Regions from separate parts of the Homo sapiens genome. Here all the other regions are linked to region 3. The links are chromatin loops, found by intact Hi-C in ENCODE. Cell type or tissue: heart right ventricle. All regions are shown on one strand. Region 1 overlaps LOC105370991 (a long non-coding RNA gene). Region 2 has its middle 410 kb from the start of LINC00924. Region 3 overlaps LOC105370991 (a long non-coding RNA gene).

Evidence for each region. Peaks named below come from ENCODE experiments on the same cell type or tissue, not always from the same donor. Only the 100,000 strongest peaks of a DNase experiment are listed, where the experiment ranks them.
Region 1: a loop joins it to region 3, with 2.5 times the contacts of the local background. A loop is called at or near these places in 4 of 110 quality-filtered maps.
Region 2: a loop joins it to region 3, with 4 times the contacts of the local background. A loop is called at or near these places in 2 of 110 quality-filtered maps.

Annotation. Positions count from the first base shown.
Region 1 is chr15:95,160,686-95,168,685 of GRCh38, reverse strand. All of the region lies in intron 11 of LOC105370991 (a long non-coding RNA gene), which reads right to left. Among named protein-coding and RNA genes, the nearest start is that of LETR1, 160 kb to the left of the region's middle. In heart right ventricle, no CTCF peak of the experiment used is centred here; no DNase peak of the experiment used is centred here; H3K27ac peaks cover 1,098 bases.
Region 2 is chr15:95,837,066-95,845,065 of GRCh38, reverse strand. No RefSeq gene overlaps it. Among named protein-coding and RNA genes, the nearest start is that of LINC00924, 410 kb to the right of the region's middle. RefSeq lists an enhancer at 5,577-5,636. In heart right ventricle, no CTCF peak of the experiment used is centred here; DNase peaks (open chromatin) are centred at 1,401, 1,569 and 4,935; H3K27ac peaks cover 5,542 bases.
Region 3 is chr15:95,022,971-95,030,970 of GRCh38, reverse strand. It overlaps LOC105370991 (a long non-coding RNA gene), which reads right to left. Exons shown (of 12, transcript XR_002957693.2): 3 at 5,913-5,986. LOC124903581 (a long non-coding RNA gene) reads left to right here. Exons shown (of 2, transcript XR_007064798.1): 2 at 1-93. Among named protein-coding and RNA genes, the nearest start is that of LETR1, 300 kb to the left of the region's middle. In heart right ventricle, CTCF peaks have their summits at 4,638 (motif pointing left) and 6,338 (motif pointing left); a DNase peak (open chromatin) is centred at 4,660; H3K27ac peaks cover 1,643 bases.

The DNA.
Region 1 (8,000 bases), 140 kb before region 3:
CCCTACATTGAATACCTTTTTTAATCAATCCTTCAGGTTTATATCAAAATGGTCTCATTGTATATCTGTTTTTCTGTATTAGCAGAAGCAACTGATCTGGCAGTGGAAAAAGTAGCTCTCGCGTGTATTTCAAAGAAGCAACGGTTTTCTGATTAAGCAGCATTATCTTGCATGTTTTAATGAGTGACACAATTACAGTAAAGACTGAAACCAATTGTCAAGATGTCAATGTTGGCTTGGGATGACTGCAGTATAAATCTACTCATGGAATTTTACAGAGCAGTAATAAGAATATCAAACAGGTCATGCACTGTATTATCATTTCATTGTTATTTATGTTTGCCTGGACTTGATTCAGAGTCTCAGAAACCTCTTAGTCTCATGACATTTTTACCTATTAAATCATCATATCCTACCAGAAGCCTGTAGATGAGCCATTACTTAAAGAAAATGAAGTTCTAAAATTAAATTTGTGTTATTGTTTATCTTTGATTTGTGTAGAGGTCACCACACCTCATAGCCATAAAGACACTCATTAATCAGATGAAAATGAATGCATTTAACCATTCATTTATTTTTCATAAAACCTATTGAGCATCTACTATGTGATAAACACTGTGATGACAATTTCCGGAGATATAAAGAAGATAAAAAAGTGTGTTTTCGAATTGCTCTTGATACGACAGATAAAATGATGAACATGTAATCAGTGATGAAATATATTTTATGTATGTAATACTATGTATTAGATACATATATATTTGTTTTTCTCTGTTCAGGGAAGGCTCTATGGCATGAAGCTATTATCATTATTCATCATCTATTGAAAGGACATTACTATGCATGTCTTCAAGATTGTACAGTTTAGTTTTTATATAATTGGTGAAGATAATTTGCTTTATACAGGAGAGCTTTCAAACGACATTTACATACATTAACTAATTTATCTGTGCTCAAAATACTTTTCACCTCACATTTCACATAATAATGCATAGCAGACATTCTTTATCTAGGGGCTTAGCAAATGCAAGAGGTTGACGTGAGCAGTTCATTCATTCAACAACAAATGCATTTTGTTGTTAACAAATATTAATAAATACATACATTAAGTCTCTATCTTGGGTCATGTAAGTAGTAATGAACAAAATAGTTCTTTTCCTTACCTTATATGGTGTATGCAGACTAATGAGAGAAGAGAGACATTGTACAACGAAACACATAATTAACAATTGGACAAATTGTTATTAGGAAACAGAATAGTGTTCTGTGGAAGAGAAGATCAATGAAAGCACACGATTTAGAATCAAGAACAAAGAACACCTGCCTGAGGAATTGGTACATGATCTGAGAATTGAAGATCAAATTAGCCAAAGAGTATTAGAAAGAGTATCCCCAATGCAGGAAAAATATATGCGAAAGTGCCAAAGTATAAAATGACAAATGTATTTGAGAAACTGAAGAATGCGAAAGTGCTGAGGATGTAATATACAAGAGGAAAATAGATAACAATGAGACTGGGGAACTAGGCAGGAAGCGTATCAGAGAGGGCCAATAGGCTAGACTATGCTGCAGTAACAAATAAGTCCTCAAATATCAGCGGCATAGCAAAAAAAAAAAAAAAAAGTTTATACTAGCTTACACATATCATAGTCTGATATAGCAGTGGTGATAGTAGATAGAAAACTTCAGCTCTGCCGGACATGGTGGCTCATGCCTGTAATCCCAGCACTTTGGGAGGCTGAGGCAGGTGATCTCTTGAGGCTAGGTATTGGAGACCACACTGGCCAACATGGCAAAACCCCCTCTCTATTAAAAATACAAAAAATTAGCCAGGTGTGGTGCCACACGCTTGTAATCCCAGTTACTCGGGAGGCTGAGGCACGAGAATTGCTTATATCCTGGAAACGGAGGCTGCAGTAAGCTGAGATAGTGCCACTGCGCTCCAGCCTGGGCAACAGAGCGAGACCCTGTCTAGGGGCAAAAAAAAAAAGAAAACTTCACCCCAAGCCATATAGTCACAGGGGCTGGGGTGGGGAGAGCTACACAGAGAAGGTATGCATGCTTTAATTGCCTTGATTTACAAGAGGCACTTATCACTTAAACACAATTCAATTGATGGGAACTAGTTCACAAGGGCCCACCAGGATGCAAATGGGCTTGGAATTGTGGTTTAGTTGCATGCCCAGTACAAACAAATGATTTGGCAAGGTGCTATCCAGTGTCTATTTGGATCACAGGGGAAGAAACTTTGTACTTTATCCTAAAGGTTACTACAGGGTTGTAACATTGCTATGGTCTGAATGTTTGTGTCCCACCAAAATTTGGGAGGTTATTAGGTCATGAGGGTGGGGCCCTTATGAATGAAATTAGAGCCTTCATAAAAGAAGCCTGAAATGTGATTATGCCACCGTACTCCAGCCTGGGTGACAATAGCAGTGAGAACCTGTCTCAAAAAACCCCAAACAAACAAACAAAACCAGACAAAACAAGCAAAAGAGGCCTGAGGGAGCTCAGTTGGCCCACAGAGAGGAAGACACAGGGAGAGTGCATCCTTTCTGAGCCGGGAAGCAGGATCTTACTGGACACCAAATCTGCTGGTACCTTGATTTTGGACTTCCCATCAGTCAGAACTGTGAGAAATAAATTTCTGTTGTTTGTAAGCTACCCAGTCTGATGTATTTTGTTATGGTAGCCTGAATGGACTTAGACAAACAAAATCAATTTTTGCGTGATCACTCTACTATCAGTGTGAAGAACAGAGTAGACAGGCTCCCTCCGGCCTCTGAGTAAAACCTATGAGATAGATATATTTTTCTCTTCTGTTAGGCAAATGACTGATCCTTATGTTTCCATCCTCATTTTCTGAAAAACTAAAACTTATAGCTAACTTTTCTTGAGAATCACACAGAGGAAAAACAAATTATGGTTGAAGTTGAGTCCACAATTAAAAAAAACTAACAGAGGGCTGGGCACAGTGGCTCACACCTGTAACACCAGCACTTTGGGAGGCTGAGGCAGGTGGATCACGAGGTCAGGAGAGTGAGACCATCCTGGCCAACACGGTGAAACCCCATCTCTACTACAAATACAAAAAGTTAGCCAGATGTGGTGGCACACACCTGTAGTCCCAGCTACTCTGGAGGCTGAGGCAGAAGAATTGCTTGAACCTGGGAGGCGGAGGTTACACTGAGCCAAGATGGCACCACTACACTCCAACCTGGGTGACAGAGCGAGATTCCATCTCAATAAATAAATAAATAAACAAACTAACAGAATAAATAAAAACTCTTCCAAGGTAAAGAACCAAAAAATACAACAAACAACCTTTAGAGCTCCAAGAAGTAAAATTAGAATACTTAAAGTTATAAAAGAGCCTTAAAAAGGTTTAAAACAATAAATGAAGGATAAATCACCACACTAAAAATAGCAACACTAAGTGATAAAACGTGGGAAAAGGAATGAAGTAGAATTATAATTGTAGCATATAGTTCTTAAAATAAAATGAAAGTAGTTAATAGAGTTAATAGATGAAATGGCAAATTAGACATATGTAATAAATGCATTAGTGACTTGACTGAAAGATCCATATATCAAGGATCCAGTGTAAATGCCGAGATGGAGAATGTAAGTGTGAAATCAAGTAATATGGGGAAGAGAATGGGAGGGCTGAAAGAGGGAATGGGGAAAGGGTATTTTGAAAAGGCGATGCAGCCCTTTGGGAGGCCAAGGAGGGTGGATCACCTGAGGTCAGGAGTTCAAGACCAGCCTGGCCAACACGACCTGTATCTACTAAAAAAATAAAAATAAAAATAATAAATAAATAAAAATTAACCGGGGGTGGTGGCAGGCGCCTGTAATCCCAGCTACTCGGGAGGCTGAGGCAGGAGAGTTGCTTGAACCTGGGAGGTGGACGTAGCAGTGAGCCTAGATCACGCCACTATACTCCAGCTTGGACAACAGAGTGAGACTCTGTCTCAAAGACAAAAAAAAAAAAAAAAAAAAAAAGGTAATGTCTTGCCGTTTTACAAAGGAGTTGCTCCTCATATGTGACAGGCATGCGACTGAAACATACAACAATTAGAAACAGTGCCGGACTGGACATGGAGTAAAACATCAGGACATTGAAGAAAAGGAAAATTTTAAAAACGACCATTGAGAATAGACATATCACTTCCAAATGCATATGTACTCATTAAATCAACCTTACATTTTTCAAAAAATTTTTTTCAAAAAAAGAAAAATTTTCAAAACAGAATTTTTTTTTTAAAGAGGAGAGAGGACATAACATTTTCTTATTCCTCTTTCTATTTGTATAGCTCCAAATAGTTATAGAACCTATATCTCTCATGGTATGTACAGCTGGAAAATGGAAAATAATAAAAATGTCTAAAACACATGCTATTTAATTGTGTAGAGGGATGAATAAACATTTAAAGAAACCGTAAAATGTGTTACTTTTATTATTATATGTGTTCTCATCTAAATAATCACCTTTCTTCATTTCCCATGTTATAGTTTCAGTTTTTACACAGTGAGGTTTCTAACACTCCACACACTTAAAGTTTGTATAAAGGTGTGTGTGTATGTGTATGTATATATGTGTATTTGAATATTTAGAAGTGAAGGCTCTGTGTTTAATGAAACCATGATAGAAAAGCATTCTCTGTGATATTAATTAAATTTTAATTCAGGGTGTCATCTCCTTCAGCTCCTGTTCCATTTGCTTGTAAACACATTTCTATTCCTAGTCTTAATTGACTACTTTCCCATAGACTAAAACCACACCCAAGATTTTACCATACTATGAAACCCAACAATGAAACCTTGGGTTTAAGCCTCTAGCTGATGTGGTCTTAATAACAAATGCCACCAACCTTGCACGTCCCTCTGGCTCCAATTATCTCTTTCTCCTTCCCCTCACCGAGAGGCCTTTCAAAAAATGACCAGTCAGCCACCGAAGTCCCTACTTTAAATTTTCCTTTTCTCTAAATTTTTACCGAGCACAGGCTTTATCTTTTTGTTTTTTCACTATCGTCCCTCTGAAACTACCTTAGCAAGCTCATCAATTACATTCACATTTCTAAACCCAATGCTTTCATCTTGCTCTCTTCCTCAGATGTTGGAGAATTTGACATTGTTGACCTCTCCATTCTTCTTGAAGTTCTAATGCTGGGCTTAGAGTCCTCACACTGTCCTGGCTTTTCTCCAATCACCCTGGGCCTTCCTTTTCCGTTATTACTGCTGACTCCTCTTCATCTGATCCTCCCGTCACCGTGCCCCACCTCACCCCTGTGTTAGATGATGGTTTCTTCGTCTGGAGAGCTTACATTCAGCATAATCTGGAATGAATTAGCCAATTTGATGGCTGAGGAGCTTTTCGTCCAAGCCTTTGTGAATATCTTCTGTCTCAGCAAGACCCAAGGACATCAAGTCCCTTGTAAAATTCCATGGTCTAGAATGAGGGATTTAGTGAGGAGGAAGAGAAGGCCAAGGGAAACTAGAGGCACATTATAAACATCTGTTATTACAAATCTCTTCTCTAAGGCTGAGATTGTGAATCACAAGCCATTTAACTTCCACTGCCGAGTGGGAGGGTGAACAGTGTGAATCAGCGGTTAAGATGAGTAACTTAGGAAAACAGATACCTATGGTGATAGGGTCAGCTTCCAACTCAATAACATTACCTGATTAGCTAAAGTATTTGATGCCTGTAATATTGACATTTTTGTTGCCTTTCTCTATTACTTAGAAATAGTTGAATTACATATTCCAAACTGTTCTCTTCTATTCTAGAATTTTTTTCTGCAACTTTACCCAGTGAGATTCTGCATAAACTAGAAGAATATTAAGTCCTTTAAAACAATGAAACCTTGAGTTAAGCTTCTAGCTGGTGTGGTCTTCATATACATAGTCCTTTTACAGCTGGCTGACATTCAGCCAAAGGGACCATGGGTCAGCCAGCAAGTGTTCATGCTCTAAATTGAGGAACATAAAACAAGGGGTGGGAATAGGCTTTGGGACAAAAATGCCCTAAGAAAACATTTGATTATTTTTGAAGTGGAAAGATAGATATTTTTGGAGACAGATACTTCTCTGGGTACTAACAGAAAATCCATTCCTTCATTCCTTTTTACTGAGGGAATCTCTATTTTGTTGGGGCAGCAATGTTATAAGATAAAAATTACTTTTCTAGGGAGATTAGATGACCAGCAATGATCATGTGAGACACATTTCTGGTTATTTCTGTGTATTTCTGAAAAATACTGTGCTTTCCTGATGTAAGTGCCACGTGATTTTCTTGTTTCTAACTCCTTTCTGCAGTCTGGATTACAGTCATGAGGGCTGGAATTGCAACTGCCTTCATGTGCCTAATCACACTGGGAAACCAGAAAGCATTTTCTTTCCACCAGCTTCAGACTGTTTATGTCTGAATTTATTGTTATATGGAAGAAAAATAAATCTCTGTTTAGTCTAACTGGCAGCCACTCGGATTTTTTTGTATGCAGCTGAACCCAAACCCTAACTGATGCAATTTCAAGTCAGACGAACCAGTGCAGCAGAATGAAGAGAACAAAGACTTGATTCAGGCATCTGGTTTGCATCCCAGATTAGCTACTAACATCTAAGAGACCTGGGGCAAGATGTCAAAGCTTCTGAACCTCGGTTTCTGCATCTGTGCATTGGGGCTTACAATATAGAACTCACCCTCTACGTTGGCAATAAGGACTAATTGAATTAATGAATAGCTTCTGTAGACAGGAGTTAAAATCATAATGAAAACCTTAATAGAAGAATGTTTCAAAAGTGCTCTCCAAAGTAACATACATCCAGAAGAATCCATTTAAAGGTGGAGTCTGACTATTTCTGACCCAGTCCATTTGTTTTATGCACTGCCAGCAATATCACTGTAGCGGAAAACATATTTTATGGTGTGCTGGGTGGCTGGAGTAGCACTCAGATGCACGTGCACTAATTCCAGGTCAGCAAGAAAGTTCCAAAGCACCCCTGACAAGACCCAAACTGACCCCTTTTAACTCTTGAGTGAAATGTTATTTTACTCACCCAAGAAATCACTGAAAATAAAGCTATTTCTCAAAGGGGAATCTAAATAAATGTCAGAAAAAGAATAATTCTCTCCAGGGCATCATTCTGAGCTTCCAGTTTGTTCTTATTGCTGTTTTTAAAATAATAACGCAGAGCATCAGGTGTGTTTTCCATTTCTAACCTCAATATAATTACATACACTAACACACATCCTAGTTCGTCTTTTCCTGCTGTGTTCTTTCCGCTTTCAGGAGTGTGGGAATCTTTATGGGAAATTTCCAATAACTCGAGTGTATCTTTGAGATAAGGTAAGCATAATGGGCCATGTAATGGGACAGAGGTGGCTGGTGGGGGGCACTTCTTTTGGGTCAAAGGAACAGAGATTTATCTGAGTAACTTCAGAAGGTGGCAGAAGAGAGAGGTGGTTACCATGTGCTGGCTAGAAACTGCAGCAGGGAAGTAGATTGAAAGCAACATCCCTCTAGGAACCCACTCTCCTGCATTCCACTTTCTTCTCTGCGACTGACAGGCTTCCATCTATTTTCTCTACCAAAGAATTCCCTTTGCAACAGAGTACAGAAAAACTATATCCAGAGCTTCGTGACTCTGACTTTCCTAAGTAGCATCATTATGATGATTGTCTATAGCATGATTTAAAAGTTCACTGAATGTTTTTATACCTGCTTTCTTATTCCTCGAAATACAACTTCTCTCACTCTTCATTTGAATTCATCTCTATTCTACTCTAAATTAATATATTATCTATAAGGATTCAAAATCCTCATGGAAAGCAATCTCCCAAAATCCAAGTTGCAAATCCTGGGCAAAATATCCATCTACACCCCTGAACTAAAATCAAAGTCAAATTTATTCTTCATTTTCACTCTGCACTGCTCTTTTATTCATCATCATAACCATCACCTATAACCTTGGTTTTGCTGAAGTCATGCTCAAAG
Region 2 (8,000 bases), 810 kb before region 3:
TATTTTGTGAGTACATAGTTGGTGTGTATATGTATGGGGTACATGAGATATTTTAATGTAGGAATGCAGTAAATAATAACCACATCATGAAAAATGGGGTATCATCCCCTCAAGCACTTACCCTTTGTGTTACAAGCAATCCAATTATACTCTTTAACTTATAACATATACAATTATTATTGACTGTAGTTACCCTGTTGTGCTATCAAATACTAGGTTTTATTCATCTTTTCTATTGTTTTCTTACCCATTAACAATCCTCACTTGCCCCCAAATCCCCAAACCCCCACTACTTTTTTTTATTTCCCAGAAGAACATTTGTGTGTCTACTGGCATCTAAAACACACATTTTGCATTGGTTACAATTACTCAGGTTATGTGTTTCCATTTCCCATAAATTTTGCATGGAAGTTTCTGGAAGGACTCAGCTGGGTTTTATAAAATCCCTTGGTGCCACTGCCAGCTTTTATTTCAGAAGCATACATACTTGATGCCTTAACCACTAGCATGACTTTTTGTTTTAACCTAAGGCCTCCCATAGAGGAATAAAACCTGTGAGTGGGGGAAGAAGCTTAGAAAATAGAGGATATTATTTTTAGCTAGAAAAAAAGTAAAAATAATCGAGTGATATCACGTAACACCCGCTCTTCTGGGTTCCATGCATAACAAAGTTCATGCAGTCTAACTTTCCATGTAACTGCATGAAAACAATCTGTTTGCTATTTATATGCAATTGCCTTGGGGAAACCAGCCCCATGGAGGAGAATAGATTATTCCAAGGTGAATTGGATGTAAGCATATGGAGTCTCTTCAAAGGCAAGGTCTTGGATGTGTGTGTGTGTGTGTTCATGTGTGTGCACACGTGCACACTTGAGGTCAGGGTAGTTGGTGGTGGGGTGGGTGATGGGAGCTGTTCAAAACCACTTTCTGATTACAAATAATAAAAAAAAATTCAATCGGAAGTGCGTTCTGCCAAACTTCACAATAAACCTCCTAGCAGGACATTGAGATTTTCTTAATCAGGGTCAGACCCACAAGCATAAGGCCAACGAGTTCAGTGGGAAAAACGACTCTTCTTCCCAGTTTTTTTTTCTTTCTTTTTTTCTTTCATTTGGAAAGGACCTCCTCATATACATGCAGAGCAATTTTCCAGTACATTAACCCAGGAGGGATCCTCTCTCCGTCAGCTTAAGAGATAGGAAAGTTGAGAAACAGGGTGAAGGGAAGATGGATGGGCCTGGGATATGAGAGAGGACAGTTTTTCCACTGTCCTGCCCTGTACACCTAGGACAAAGACTTCATTGACTGCAGTGCTTGACATCAGCCTCATAAACTAGTCAGCACAAAAGGTCTGACACTTGAAAGTACCAGTCCCTGCCTTCTTTCTATTGCAGCTGTGCACGGGGGTTGGGCCCAACAGTGGTGTCCCTTTGTCAGCCCATAGGACAAGAGGTGAAGATAAATAGTGTTGACTTTAATGTAGTCACACAATTTTGCTATTTCCCAAAAGACAACATTTCCTCCCAGGCCTCACATCACGGCCCCAGGAGAAAGAACTATCTTCCCTTTAGTTGGGGAGTAAGGGTGGACTGGGCTGGGATCCTGATGAGGGTGTGGAGTGGACATGTGGCTTGAGGGAAAAGGGTAGATGAAGGACAAGTGCAGAGTCATGGGATCTGCTCCTTATCCTCTCTGGGGAGATGGTTTGGTTTTCATGCATTCCAGCTTGGTCACAGTGGTTTCTTTCGTTTTCTCGAGTTCTTTGGAAATGGCCCCAGAGGGAGAAAATGCACACAGGAAGGAAGACTGAAAACATGAAGAATTGTATGATTTAAAAGAGTTTTAAAAACCACTGTGGTATCTTTCTGTTTATCACAAAGCCAGAAAGTAAAATGCTTCCCTGAGAGCTTTTTGGTAATATGACTTTAAAACAAGCACTGGAGTAGATGCCAGAATTCAAGAATCCTTTGTGCTGAAGGGAGGAATTGATCAGGTGTGTGGTCCGCTGCATGAGATTGTTGTTATAATTATTCATTATTTGGCTGGGCATCAGCATAGGTAACAAGTTTTTGTATTATTTCCTCCAGTGTCAGGGAAGGAAAAATTTGAAATACTGAACACAGAACTCACCATTGGGGCTTGATGGGTTATGACCAAGTTAGATCGGCTGCACAGAGGCTCACCCTGCCTGAACGCCACCTTAACTCCCTTAACTACTCTGACTGCAGAACGCCACTCTGATTCTGCCTTTTCTCTCTCTAGAGAGACTATCTGGAAGATAACATGTGAGCCATCCCCAGTCATAAGCATCTGTCTGCAGTCGGAGCTCTTCATGGTCAAAGTGGACGCCAAGAGCTTAGAGCATTCAGGCTCTAAAGAGCAATCTAAAAGTATCTTAGGTGCAGAACAAGGGAAATGTGGAGGCTCAAATACTTATAGACCCCTCATGGTCAGGCTGAAGCAAAGTCAGAACTGAGACATAAACGCCAGAGGGGAGTTCTATTTAACCACCAACAGCCGAACTCAGATCAATCACACGTTAGCTGGGTTTAACAACTGGCGGAATTTTCTTTTTCATTCCCCTGTCAAGCTGACAAGGTTGGAGCTTCCTTCTACTGATGGGCACCTCATTGTGTCATTTGAGCATATCCTTTAGAAGTTACTGATCCTGGTCGGGCACGGTGGCTCATGCCTGTAAGCCTAGCACTTTGGGAGGCCAAGGTGGGTGGATCACCTGAGTTCAGGAGTTCAAGACCAGCCTGGCCAACATAGGGAAACCCTGTCTCTACTAAAAACACAAAAATTAGCCGGGCTTGTTGGCGTGCGCCTGTAATCCCAGCTTCTCAGGAGGCTGAGGCAGGAGAACTGCTTGAACCCTGGAGGCACAAGTTGTAGTGAGCTGAGATTGTGCCACTGCACTCCAGCCTGGGCAACAGAGTGAGACTCTGTCTCAAAAAAATACACCATGGAATACCATGCAGCCATAAAAAATGATGAGTTCATGTCCTTTGTAGGGACATGGATGAAATTGGAAATCATCATTCTCAGTAAACTATCGCAAAAACAAAAAACCAAACACCACATATTCTCACTCATAGGTGGGAATTGAACAATGAGATCACATGGACACAGGAAGGGGAATATCACACTGTGGGGACTGTGGTGGGGTAGGGGGAGGAGGGAGGGATAGCACTGGGAGATATACCTAATGCTAGATGACGAGTTAGTGGGTGCAGCGCACCAGCATGGCACATGTATACATATGTAACTAACCTGCACAATGTGCACATGTACCCTAAAACTTAAAGTATAATAAAAAAATAAATAAAAAAATAAAGTTACTGATCCGAGGTATTTTTAAAACTCCATTGTATACAACTCTGCTACAATCTCATTCTAGAGATCATTTCTTGAGGCTAAGATTTAAAGACGTTTCCTTTGATGAGAAAATGGTTGAGATTGGATTTTTTTTCTATGAATCTTTTCACAGAAAAATGAATAGTTGCAATTTGGGAAAACAAATTTCTTGAAAGTAGAGAAAGTACTGACCGGCTTCCCATTCATATCAGTTTAACCTTCTTTTTAGGAGAATACTATACATAACTGATGCATCTCTTCATGAACTTGGAGTATATATTTTGAACTTACCGTGGCTTGCTTTTAAATGGTTATCTGGCAATAATTTTGACCTACTGGTACATGCTTCATGATTTGAAGAAGGCGGGTTTTAACAATTGTCTATTACTTTTGGAATTCATTATGAGTAGGATATACTTATGTTTATTTATCCTTAAGTAGAACCTGATTGTTCCAAAAACCTACTAGTTATCTCCGAATGCCACCCCCGTCTCCATATCTCAGGTCTGTTTTCTGGGGAGACGGCAGCGTGGACCGAATTATGCCCATCTACCTCTGCCTAGTCAACTGCCCCCTTCCTATTCTCAAGGCCTGAGTTCCATCCTCTTCTGGGCTCTCAAACATAGAGTGTCACTTGGCAACTCAGACATGAAAGTGCTGAGCTTCTTTGTAGCAGAGGAAAAAACAGCTGAATATGATCAGACAGAAACTCCAGTTTGAAGGTGTAGGAAAGAGAAGAGGTTAGGGGTGCTTCAAAAGAATATGCATGTGATGCTGCGGCATGAGCTACTGGAAAATTTGCTATGCTTTTCTGTGTCTTTGGATGCTTCTTTTAGCCCACTCTTCCCAGAGGGCCCATGCTTCCACAGGTTTTCAGTGCCAACCAATGTCTAAAATAGAGGGGGAACTCTCTGAGTAGCTCTCCTCACAAACACAAAGTGATTGAAATTGTTTCTCCTCTTTCTCTTCCCCACCCCATTCACTCCCTGTGCTCTGACTCAACACGTAGGAAGAACTCTCCACCACAGGTTATCCTGCAGAACCTAGAGGTGAGAAGGTCCCTCAGTGTTTTCCTTTTGAGCTCTTCTGCCTGAAAAGAAACAAGGCAGTTGGGAAAATTCATGATTTGGGTTCTGGGGAGACCTCAGTTCTAGTTCATGCTCTTTTAATTGAACTTGGGTAACCATTTAGCACCCCCTCCTCAGTTTTTTTATCTGTGAAATGGGCAAACTAGACTTAAATCTGAGTGATTATTTCTTTCTGTTTTACTCCCTAAGTTCTAACAGTGACCTGAATCGTAAGTACTCATGGAAAACAAATGAGAACGTGGTTAAGAAAACAAACAGATGTTAAAGAGTATAATCTCACTGAAGGTATTAGAAAGGCCAGTGAATTTGATGTGTGTACATGACCAAGCACTTCCTCCACTCTATCTTTAGGCCTGTGTCGTGGAATTGGAATTAATATGTCTTTGGAGTTTTTGTAGTTCTACTTGAGGACACATAGTTTTGTAACAGCACCATTAAAAACTGACTTTCCAGGCAGAGATTTCAGCATGCAGATGCCCCCGTGGGATTCAGCAATTGGCCTGGCGTCCATAGTCTGAATCAGAGTTTAAAAATTCTTTAAAATAAACAGTGGTGTTCTGGCTTGTTGAAGGTCTTACTTTCTGGGGGGAAAAAAAACCACCTCTATTTTTGCTTGCATGGTATAAAGCCTTTATTTTAGGTAAAATGCGTATTTCAGTCCATCTGTATTTATGCCGATGCGGGCTGTGGACACCACTGTGACTCTGGTCTTTGTACTGGGAGCTGAATTGAGTGGCGAGGGCCTTTCTTTGTTTCTCACTGACTTTGTCTCTGAGAGCTAGACTATTGCTGCAGATAAAATGAAAAGATATTGTTTTTAGATCCAAAGATGGAAGAACTCCCTCTGTGCAGAGAAACCAAGTAGAACCAAGGGTGTAGATGCATCATCAGAAAAAGAGTGGCTGGATTGGTTTTGTTCCTCTCTTCACTGATGCTGGCACCAAGAGACTTCTGCTAAGAGCTTATGATTATCTATGCACCTTGATGCCAACTTTATGCAGACAAAGTTCAGTTGAATTAGGGAGCTAGTTGTTGTTTCTCGTTCTCTAGTTGTTTTTTCCTCACTGATCCAACCTCACATGATAATAACTTAGTAAACACGTCTACTTTGACATCCTGCAAACCTCAAACTTAACATATCTGAAACTCAGTTCCTGTCACTGATTAGAAACAAAAGCAAGGGTGGAGAGGGGCTCTGCTTTCTGTTTCATTTCCAATATGTATTATTCTCATTGTCTTTGTTGTCTAAACTCAGAAATTGAGCCTTGCTTCTGAATTTTTTCTTCTCTCTCTTGCTTCCTATGTGTTAACAATGATTCAATCCCATTGACTCTTTCTTCCATCTATGACCTGATTCTATCCTTTCTATTTTTGTTGCCCCATTTAATAAAAGTTCTCAGATTTTTGTGCCTATACTACTGCAATAACCTTCTGAGTTCCCTTTTTTATCATTTACCCAATATCATTCCTGCTGCAACTGTCTCTCTTCTTCTTATGCTTCCATGGTTTATGCCTCATCTTGCTTTTTCACCCAGACTGAGATACTTTCTATTCCCTCATTCATTTCACCTGACATTCTTCAGCAATCCCACTTTGATCCTTCTATGAGCCCAGTAAACACTTTTCCTCCAGATCCTAATTGTACCATGAAGATTTACCATATGCTTCACTATTTTCCTTTGAGAAAACAGATACAATATTCAATGTAGTCTTCTAGGAGCTCTTAGAATTATGAACAAAATTACATGAAGATGATAAATCTGGTCAGAAAGTTAGGTATAGACATAGGTAGTCATAATAATAATAATAATATTGACACTGGTTATCATTGATTGAGTAGCTCTCATGTGCCAGAAAATATCCTAAGCATTTTATTGTCATTGACCCATTTAATTCTACGATAACTCAGTGGGGGTTGGTCCTCAGTATCCCATTTCACAGATGTGAAAACAGATTCAGGCAGGTTCAGTACAAGGAGCACATATTTTAAAGGAGCTCCAGAGAATTATGAAAGCCCAGCAGAAGGATGACTGCCATCCAGTTGGGAGAAGGGTTGTAAAAGAGGTGATAAAAGTAAAGGAAAGTGATTTGGTATTTTCCACTTAGTTAATGAGAAATGCTACATTTTTTAGTCTTACATTTTTATAGTTCTGTGAGTTCAGGTTTTGCTTGTAACTGGATGGTAAGCTCCTTGAGGATGGGTATTAATTCTTTTTTCTGCTCCACAGCATCTAATCCAGTGCTTTTCATATAGTAAGTGCATGTTGATTGAAAATGAACTCTCTTTTGTAATTCTGAGCACAAAGGTGCTGCATTCCAGTTTTTGCTGTTATTGTTACAGTTCTAGGTATATACTCTGAATTAGCTGCTACTTTGATTGTTGGGAGTTAGGTTGCTTAGCAATACACGATGTATATGTCAATATAATTATAATAATATTATTTTCAGATTTTTAATTTATTAAGAAACACTTTTGGACCTGTTTTTCCCTACTTATCCTATACAAAAGTATTTGCTAAGCAGAGTTTGATTTACAATGGAAAGGATTAGAGCTGGTATAGGTGAGCTGGTGTAAGCTGTGAATGACTTTCACAGAAGTATTACTATTCTCTAGATTTTCTCATCCTGGTAGTGCATCCTTTTTCATGCGTCAAGTGACTTTCTCACAGGGTTGTTGAGAGGATTAAATGAAATAATAAAAAAAAAGTAAAGCAATTAGAACAGAGTCCAGCACATAGTAATGTTATATTGGTGTTAAATATCACCATCGCCATATTCACTATCATCATCATTGTCCTCCTCATCATCATCATCGTCATCACTCATGTCCACACATCTTTAAATGCCATTGGATATCAGTGACCAAAATGATGACCTTAGTTTCAGTACTAATATCAATACTGCCCTTGGTTGTGTGGTCTTAGGAGGATTTATAATAATAGATTTACCTAATCTTCCCAGAGCAAAGACAGATGTATTTTATTAATATACAACTAGTGTCATCACTTCTCATATATCATATACGACATTCTTCTTGGGGGAGGATGCAGGGTCCTCTTCTTGGAAAAAGTATCTATGACTCCATGGACACACATCCACTCACTTCCTATGTGGCCTTCACTCAGTATCCTTGATCAAAAGTGGATTCCATTCACATTCCATTCAATAAATACAGCTATTTTAAAGGTCACTTGAAAGTTACTAACAAGTAATAGCTCTGAAATGTGTGAAATAAAATTGAATTTATGATTGATTAGCAACTTTTTTCACAAATAATTTTATCTTCAAATTAAATGTAATTAACTGTTACAAAAGAGAAGTTATTTGTGATTTAAATGAAAAACAAATTTAGGATAAAACATACTTTGCTAGTGATCCATTTGTTCTTTCCAAGGGTAAATAACACATATTTGTATGAAGAGAACTATTATAATTTTAATAATACCTGTTGAGATATTCCTGTCCTAAAAGCTGCATGTTCAAAAATATTGATTTGGTAGTTTTCTTCCTGAATTTTCCTGAAGTAAACCTAATGTAGCGTTTTGGGTGCAGTGG
Region 3 (8,000 bases):
ACAGTTTTAACATGAAGTCTGTTTTTTTTCCTGTTACATGCCACACAAGAGACAGGCAATGGTAAATAAAAATGCTATAAAATTTTCCTACCATTTCAAGTGTGGCTTTTTTTCCCCTTCATTAAGGGTCTATTTGGTTGCTATAGATCTTTGGCTGATTTCCAGAACACCTGTAAAATTACTTTAGTTAGTTTCTAGTTGTTTATTTAGTGTTTCCATGAGGAAATAAGGTCCTAGAGCCTCCAAGTCTGCCATCTTGCTGATGTTACTCTCAGTTATATGGAGATACGTATAATATACACACAGACGTGTGCGTGTTTAGCTATATTTGTGTAATCACTACCACATTTAGGGCACAAAACAGTTAGAATTCAGAAGAATCCCATCCTCTTTGAGAACTCTCTCATATTATCTCCTTGTAATCACACTGTCCATCCCACACATAGACCCTGGCAACTATGCAGATATATATTATACAAAAATAAATTCTTACTATACCCACTACTCTGCAACTTGCTTGTTGTACTTATCAGTATCCTAGACGCCACTGTAAATCAATGCATGTGTACACATTTAATATTTTAATGAAAGCTTAGTTTTCCACCATCATTGGTTTATCTGGGCTTATATACATGTATAACATGATCTTTACTAGACTTTTCAAGCTGTACTGAATACATATATTGAAATTGGTCATTCAACACTTCTGCTAATATAACTGTAGGATAATTTGAATTTCTATGTCAAAAGTTATATGAATTTATGCTTTTAATACATATAGCTAAGATACTGTCCAAATTTTACACCAATTTTCACTCCTACAAGAGTAAAATGCCTTTCTCTCCATGTACTCATTAACGATGTTTATAATAAAATTTTAAAACATTGACAATCTTAGAGAAAAAAGTTATAAAACTCTGTTGAATTTTGCATTTATTCAGAATGAACAAAGTTAACATCCTTTCCTTTGTTTAGCCATTTGTTTTTGTTTTCTGGAGGATTACCTTCTGGAATGTTTTGTCCTTTTTTTTATTTGATTGCCTTTTACACTGATGTATAAAAACTCATTGTACATTGATGAAATTATTCTTTATCTGTCATAATTTTTTTCAGTTTGTTATTTGTAGTTCTACTTTGTGATATTTTGCCATCTAAAAATTTTAACTTTTATGTGCTTTGATTTTTATTTTCCTTTCATGCACATGTGTCATGCTTAGGAAAGCATTATCTTTTAATTTATAATAAAATCTAATAAAATTTTCTTCATTTTAAGGTTTCAACTTTTGAATCTTTTATTTATTTAGCTTTGTTGTGTGGTTTAGGAGGTAAGGTGGAGATCTACCTTTATTATTTTTCCCAAATGGCAATTGAGTTGATCCAATGCATTTTAAGGGGAAACACATTTCCTTTCACTAATTTGAAATGCTAGTTTTATAAATTACTAAATTCCCATATGCAGTTAGATTCATTTCTGGACTCTCTATTCTATTCTTTTGATCTGTGTATTCTTTAGTCCCACAACCAAATTGGTTTAATTATTGTACCTGTATGAAATATTTTACTATATGCTAAAGTTAGTCAAGCTTTACTATATTTTCTTTTTAAAAATATCTTTATTCTTAAATGTATTTTTAATGAAATTTACGCAAACAAGCAGACAGTTTAAGACAGAAATCAATAATAGCAACAACAAAAATAAATAATTGGAAATAAACCTAAAATTAAGAAAACCTTACGCCTCTTTTAAGGAGCACAAAATAAAACATGAATAAATGGGAAGAAATAGCTTGACCTTGTCTAAAAAGAAAAAATTTTAAACTTTTCAGTATTCCTATTTATTAAATAACTGCAATCTAATTCCAACCAAAATTCTAAAAGGAATTTTCTTTTCAGTTTAACTAAATGTTACTAAACTTTATCTTTAAAATCTGTGTGACTCTTCTTAGTCATTCCCTGAACAACACTACAACAAGAAAGCTAAAGCTTTTGAATTAAGGGCCTATTTGTTAAATAAGGTCCTTTTGGTGTTCCAGCCTTTGGGGATGTGGTTTTATTCTTCCAGTTATATAGAAACACTGACATTGTATCTTTATCTTCAATATAAGCAAATACATATATCATATAATGACCAGCTGCTAGGGAAAGAAGCCTCTCCCTTTCCCTAATAGCTATATCATTTTCCTGATTTAGAGACCTGGAACATTTTTTAAAAATCCAAATGCCATATACCACTATGCAATGAAATGTTACTCTCTCTTCATTATTTAAAATGTAAACCTCTCAAAGGCAAGAGTATTCACTTTTATTCTAACCCATGTTCTAATTTGAAGGGGCTTAAGAAACATTTAGATTGTGAATGGGGTGCCACACTTGCACACATTCCTAAGAAATAATCTTCCTATTTCTTTTCCATTCTCTTTTTTCACTTCTTCATCTGATTTTTGTTTTGTTTTTGTTCTTAATCAGAGAAACTATGACTGTAATTCAATGTGCGTCTCTAACAGAAGACTGAATTTTGGAAAACATCAAGATTTCAGAAAATCAGGAAAATTATATATTGTGCCATGTGTTGATAAACTGACTTTTTGTCAAGACCACCATATAAATAATGTGTTTTCTGCTGGGAACATGTTTCTTTGAAATGTAGGACTGCCTAGCTAAAATGCTAGATCTTCTACTTGTTTACTGAAGTTTCTGTCTGCTTGTATAGGCTTCAGGATCCTTTTACTAAATGTGACTCGGTTTGGGGAATCCAAATATGTAGTGGGAGATCATGCCTAAATTAAGAGTTCTTCACTCTTGACAGGCTGACAAAACATGCTGTAAGTGAATCTCAGAGGATTCAACACGAAAAAGTCATGCTCAACTGGAGAAATTGTTTAAAGCGAAAGGAGGTTGTATCTAACATTCAAATGTGCTATTTTCTTCAGAACATTTTTAACTGTAGACACTATATGTATTATGGCCAAAAAACAAGAGCTATAAATACATATACACATCTTTCTATGGCTACACCAAACCTGAGATACACACACCTCACACACGCATATACAACACACCCACAGCTTTTCCAAGTTAGATATTTTTACCAAAGACTTTTTCTAATTCCCAAAGTCTAAGGCTTTAACTATTGAAACAATCAAAGAATAAGAATTTTACATTTTTAATTGCTACAATTGATATTTTTCCTCAGTTGGAAAGACCTGGTCAAAATAGATCCTAATTAAGGAGTTGTAAATTATTAACTTGTCCTCCAAATATAAGAGATTTAAAAATAATTTTTAGCAACCATTTATTGCAGATGCAGTATGTGCAAACAAGGAATATCTACTGTTGACAAAAGTCAATGAGGTAAGGATCACTGATAACCAGATCACTTTCAAGAGACGATTTGTTAGCTCATCTATCGAATAGATACCAGTATTCTGATGACTTAGAAGTGTAGTGAAACATTTAATACAGCTTCCAAAAATTATTACTGTTAATATTTTAAACCCACTTAATTTAAAAAATTCTTGTCAAAACTTACAAACCATAACAGAAGAATTAGGTAAATTAATCTATATTCAAATATTCAAATTAAGAACTTCCGTTCACCAAGCCAAAGATTTTTTTTTTTTTTTTTTTTTTTTTTGACAGAGCGAGACTCTGTCGCCAGGCTGGAGTGCAGTGGCGCGATCTCGGCTCACTGCAACCTCTGTCTCCCGGGTTCAAGGGATTCTCCTGCCTCAGCCTCCCAAGTAGCTGGGACTACAGGCACATGCCACCATGCCCATACAATTTTTGTATTTTTAGTAGAGACGGGGTTTCACCATGTTGGCCAGGATGGTCTCTATCTCTTGACTTTGTGATCCACCCACCTTGGCCTCCCAAAGTGCTGGGATTACAGGTGTGAGCCACCGTGCCCAGCCCAAGCCAAAGATTTTAAGCTATCTACATGTTGAAATTGAGAAGTGGCTTGATATAGGGCCAAAATCAAGGCAAGAAAACAGAAAATAAACCAAGACTAACATTTTAAGTCGTGCTTTTTTCCAGAGATGTTTATTATTTTTGATGTGGGTGTGGTTTTAAAATTATAAAATAACTTCGTCACTCTCTTTTCATTGTTCTCTGTATCCCTCTTCTCCAGTGCAATGTTTGGCCCAAGTAGGCTACAAAATAAATCAATGTGGAAAAAAAAGCAGAAAAAAAATAAATAAATGCTATTTCTCAGTGTTCATTTTTTTTAAATGATGCTGTATTTTTCCATGGAAGAACTATGTGCTGCAATGTGTTCATCTTGCTCTTCTTGTGAAAAAGTCAATTAAAATGGGAATGCTTATTTAAATGGATTTGTATCGATGTTCTCTATGAAGTAAAAAGTGTCAGTATCCTGCACTGACACATTTTATCCTAATCAAAAGTCTCTTTTGTTTTAAAAAATTTGGCTTCTCCCAAAAGCAGATTTTATTTCTGAATACTTCTTAATTTGGATCCAAAAGAGACTACTGAGCATATACATTCATGCTAAAGAAATTTCTATTGGACTTTGGTGCTGTCACATGAAATACCAAATGGTTTGTAATCTACACACTGCTGGCCACCATTGCTCTCAAATAGATATTTTTAATGTCATGTGACTTTGCTGCCCTCCTGTGGCTGCTTCTTGGGGTGCCTGGGTCTTGGTTTATGTCTATGGGTTCCAGTGACCCTTTAACTAGGTCACCCCACACTCTATACTGAGTGCTCCTGGGCACGCATGCATGATCTACCTCTTATCTTACACAAACCAATGAACTGCTTGCAGTCTCTCTCATGACTACTCACCCCTGCCATCGTAGCATGACAGCAGCCATGGACAATATATAAATGAATGAGCATAGCTGTATTCCAATAAAACTTTATTTATAAACTTTTATTTACAAAAACAGGTGGGGAAGTGTGGGCACTGGGTTTGCTCCATGAGTTGTCATTTGTCAACATCCATTCTATAGTTATTTCCTATTGTATCGATGTTGAACAAATTTTCTTGATAAATTCGGTGATAAATACATTTGAATGAATTGTCTATTTTAAATCACAAAATATTTCAAAATATTCCATTCATAATTGAATTTATATAAATATTGATACTGTCCAGTCCAAACTTTATACTCCATCGTTATGATATTTAAATTGCAATATGACTTTTCCAGGTGACTTCTCCAAATAGCTAGCAAGCTATCCATTGCAATTTATCTGTATATATCAATTTCAGAAAAATGGTTCTCTGCAGAGGCATGTCTATACTTACAAAGGAGTACCGTGAACACTATTTTTTCCTTAAAATTGCCAGCATCCCACATTCAATAACCTGCTAAGTCCTGCTGATTTGTTTTTTAAGTATCTTTCCAATCTGTCAGTCTTTATTGCAGACTCCTAGAAAAGTTTCATTGTATTAAAAATACCTTCAAGTGTATTTTTCTGTTCCACCTCTAGTCTTACATTTCTACACCATCATTCACATCATTGCCCAAATGACATTTCTAAACTATAGCTCTCCCTTTATCTCTCCCCTGGTCCAGCAGCTTCTTGATCATCAAGTCCAAGCTCCTTAGCATGGCACAAAAAGCCTTTCATGAACAGCTGCCTTCTCTCACAAGCTTCACCTCTCAGCACCCTGTTAAGTCTCTTTCCATGGCACCTTGCTCTTCTCACGCTTTGCAACTTTAACATACCCTTTCATTAAGCTTTTCTTCAAACTGGTTTTCCTAGACTGCCTGTGCTCACTTTCCTGTCAGCTCCTTTTTCTCTTCATCCATTCATTCACCCATCTATTGACCATTTACCAATATTCATTTAACAAATATTAATATTTGGTAAACGCATTCCCAGTACCACAGAAAGTATCTCCCGACTCCCTTCCCTCTATCCCCAATGTGCTTTGTACATACCTCTATTAATCTTTATCATATTCTACAGCAATTTTTTTCCTGCTTCTGTGTTCCATCCATTAGACTCTAAACTCCTGAAAGGCAGAAGCAGTGTTTTAGTAATCTTCACATTCATAGCACCATGCATTTTACATAGTAGGCAATCAAGAAAGATTGAATGAATAAATGAGCAAATTAGTGAGTGAGTGAATAGACTAATGAATGGCTTCCACGCTCACTGATGAACAGAATGTGTTATACTCCATTTAATGTTATCCAAATAACAAGTTCTATGGCTGGCATTAGCTGAACATCAGAAAAGAGGCACATAAAAATGTTACTGCTCCTCAGACTCTACTTCCCTTAACTGACTTTCAAGAACTATCTTCTCAGCTTGTCAAATATTTAAAGAAAAAGAGAGAGGCGCTTTAGACTTCAATTAAGTAACAGCTCCCCCTACTGATGGTGGAATAAGTAGGGACCTCAAAATCCATGATGCTGCATATCTGTAAGCCAACTTGGCAAGATGATCCAAAGATCAGGTAGCCTGCTAGACTTAACATGCCCAAGTGAGAGGTCAAGGGCAGGGTGCTGGCTACAATAACAAAGCAGCCCCAACCTCATCCAAGGACAAACGCAGCTGTAATTTTACAGCTCAGAAGCATTTGCAGCTCCCCCTTCCAACAAGTCTTTTAAAAATGCTGATCTGGAAGACCAAAGCAACCCACTTGAGACTCGTTCTCAGTATGGCAAAAGTTCTGAAACCCAGACTGCAAAATCTCAGGAAGCAGCTGGGTTCCTAATTAAAACAAATCGTTAATAGTTTTAGCATTCCAAATTTATGCTTTTCAATTAAAAATGCTGTTGCAGTTGGTGTATCTGCGCGAGAGTATATGTGTTTGGGTGTGTGTGTGAATGTGTGTGAGTGCGTGTGTGCGTGTGCAAACACGCCTACACTCTGGACTTGGGGTATTCCAGAGTTTAAGAGGCTGTTATAAAGGCTGGGTCAATACTAAGATACAAAGGTTAATTAAATCAATTCTTAATTGTTTTGGTAACTTCCTTGAGTCTCTGCACATGTTTTGGAAACAGTGGTATGTGAACAAATCGGGCTGTCCTATCACAACTCCTTTAAGGAAGTATTTTTAGCTGTTTTGTAAATGTTAGCTACCTTTTGAGAAGGTATTATATTCAGTTTAAACAAAGAAGACAATTTAAGGTGTATAGCATTCTCTCAAGGCCATCTAGTAAGTCAGTAGAAAACACCCTAACCCCAGTGCCCAGTTATATATACATATAAACAAGATGTCATGTCTCTGGGTGAACAAGCCAAATTTTATCAATGAGATGGACACCCTTTCCTTGGCCACAGGTTTTCAGAAATTGTACTGAGTAATAATTTATGGTGCCCATAAGCAGAGCAATTAACTCTCTCCTCACCTGGAGGATGAGTTCATTTGTCTTCATCCCAATCAACAACTGCTTTACTTACGCTACTTGGGTGTTCTCAGGGTACCAAGTGCTCAGGATAGGAAATAAGTCCTGGAAACCAGCTTACGCTGAAACACATTTCCAGTCCTGCTTTAAGAGGAATAATTCCACCAATTTTACGACACCAAAGGTTCCCTGAATTATACTTGTAGCATTATAATCTATTTACTCTGAATGAAAATATGTATTTTTAGGCAACAAGGTGATAGAAAATTCTTCTGACCACCTGGAGAATTGGAAAGACTGATAGCTCAGAATTAGGAAGAGGGCAATATGAATCCTTGATCTATGTATGTGTTGTTTAATTGTGAACAAGTGAGATCAACTATCTGGAAGACAGTTTGTTCAACTTTTAAATTCTAAAAACAACTATCTTGTATGTTATAAATGCATATAAGCTCAAAAACTCATGGTTGTTAAGAGATTGTATGATAACTTTTTTATTTGAGACAGAGTTTCACTCTTTGTTGCCCAGGCTGGAGTGCAGTGGTACAATCTCAGCTCGCTGCAACCTCCGCCTCCCGGGTCCAAGCGATTCTCCTGTCTCAGCCTCCCAAGTAGCTGGTATTACAGGTGTGTGCCACCACACCTGGCTAATTTTTGTATTTTCAGTAGAGA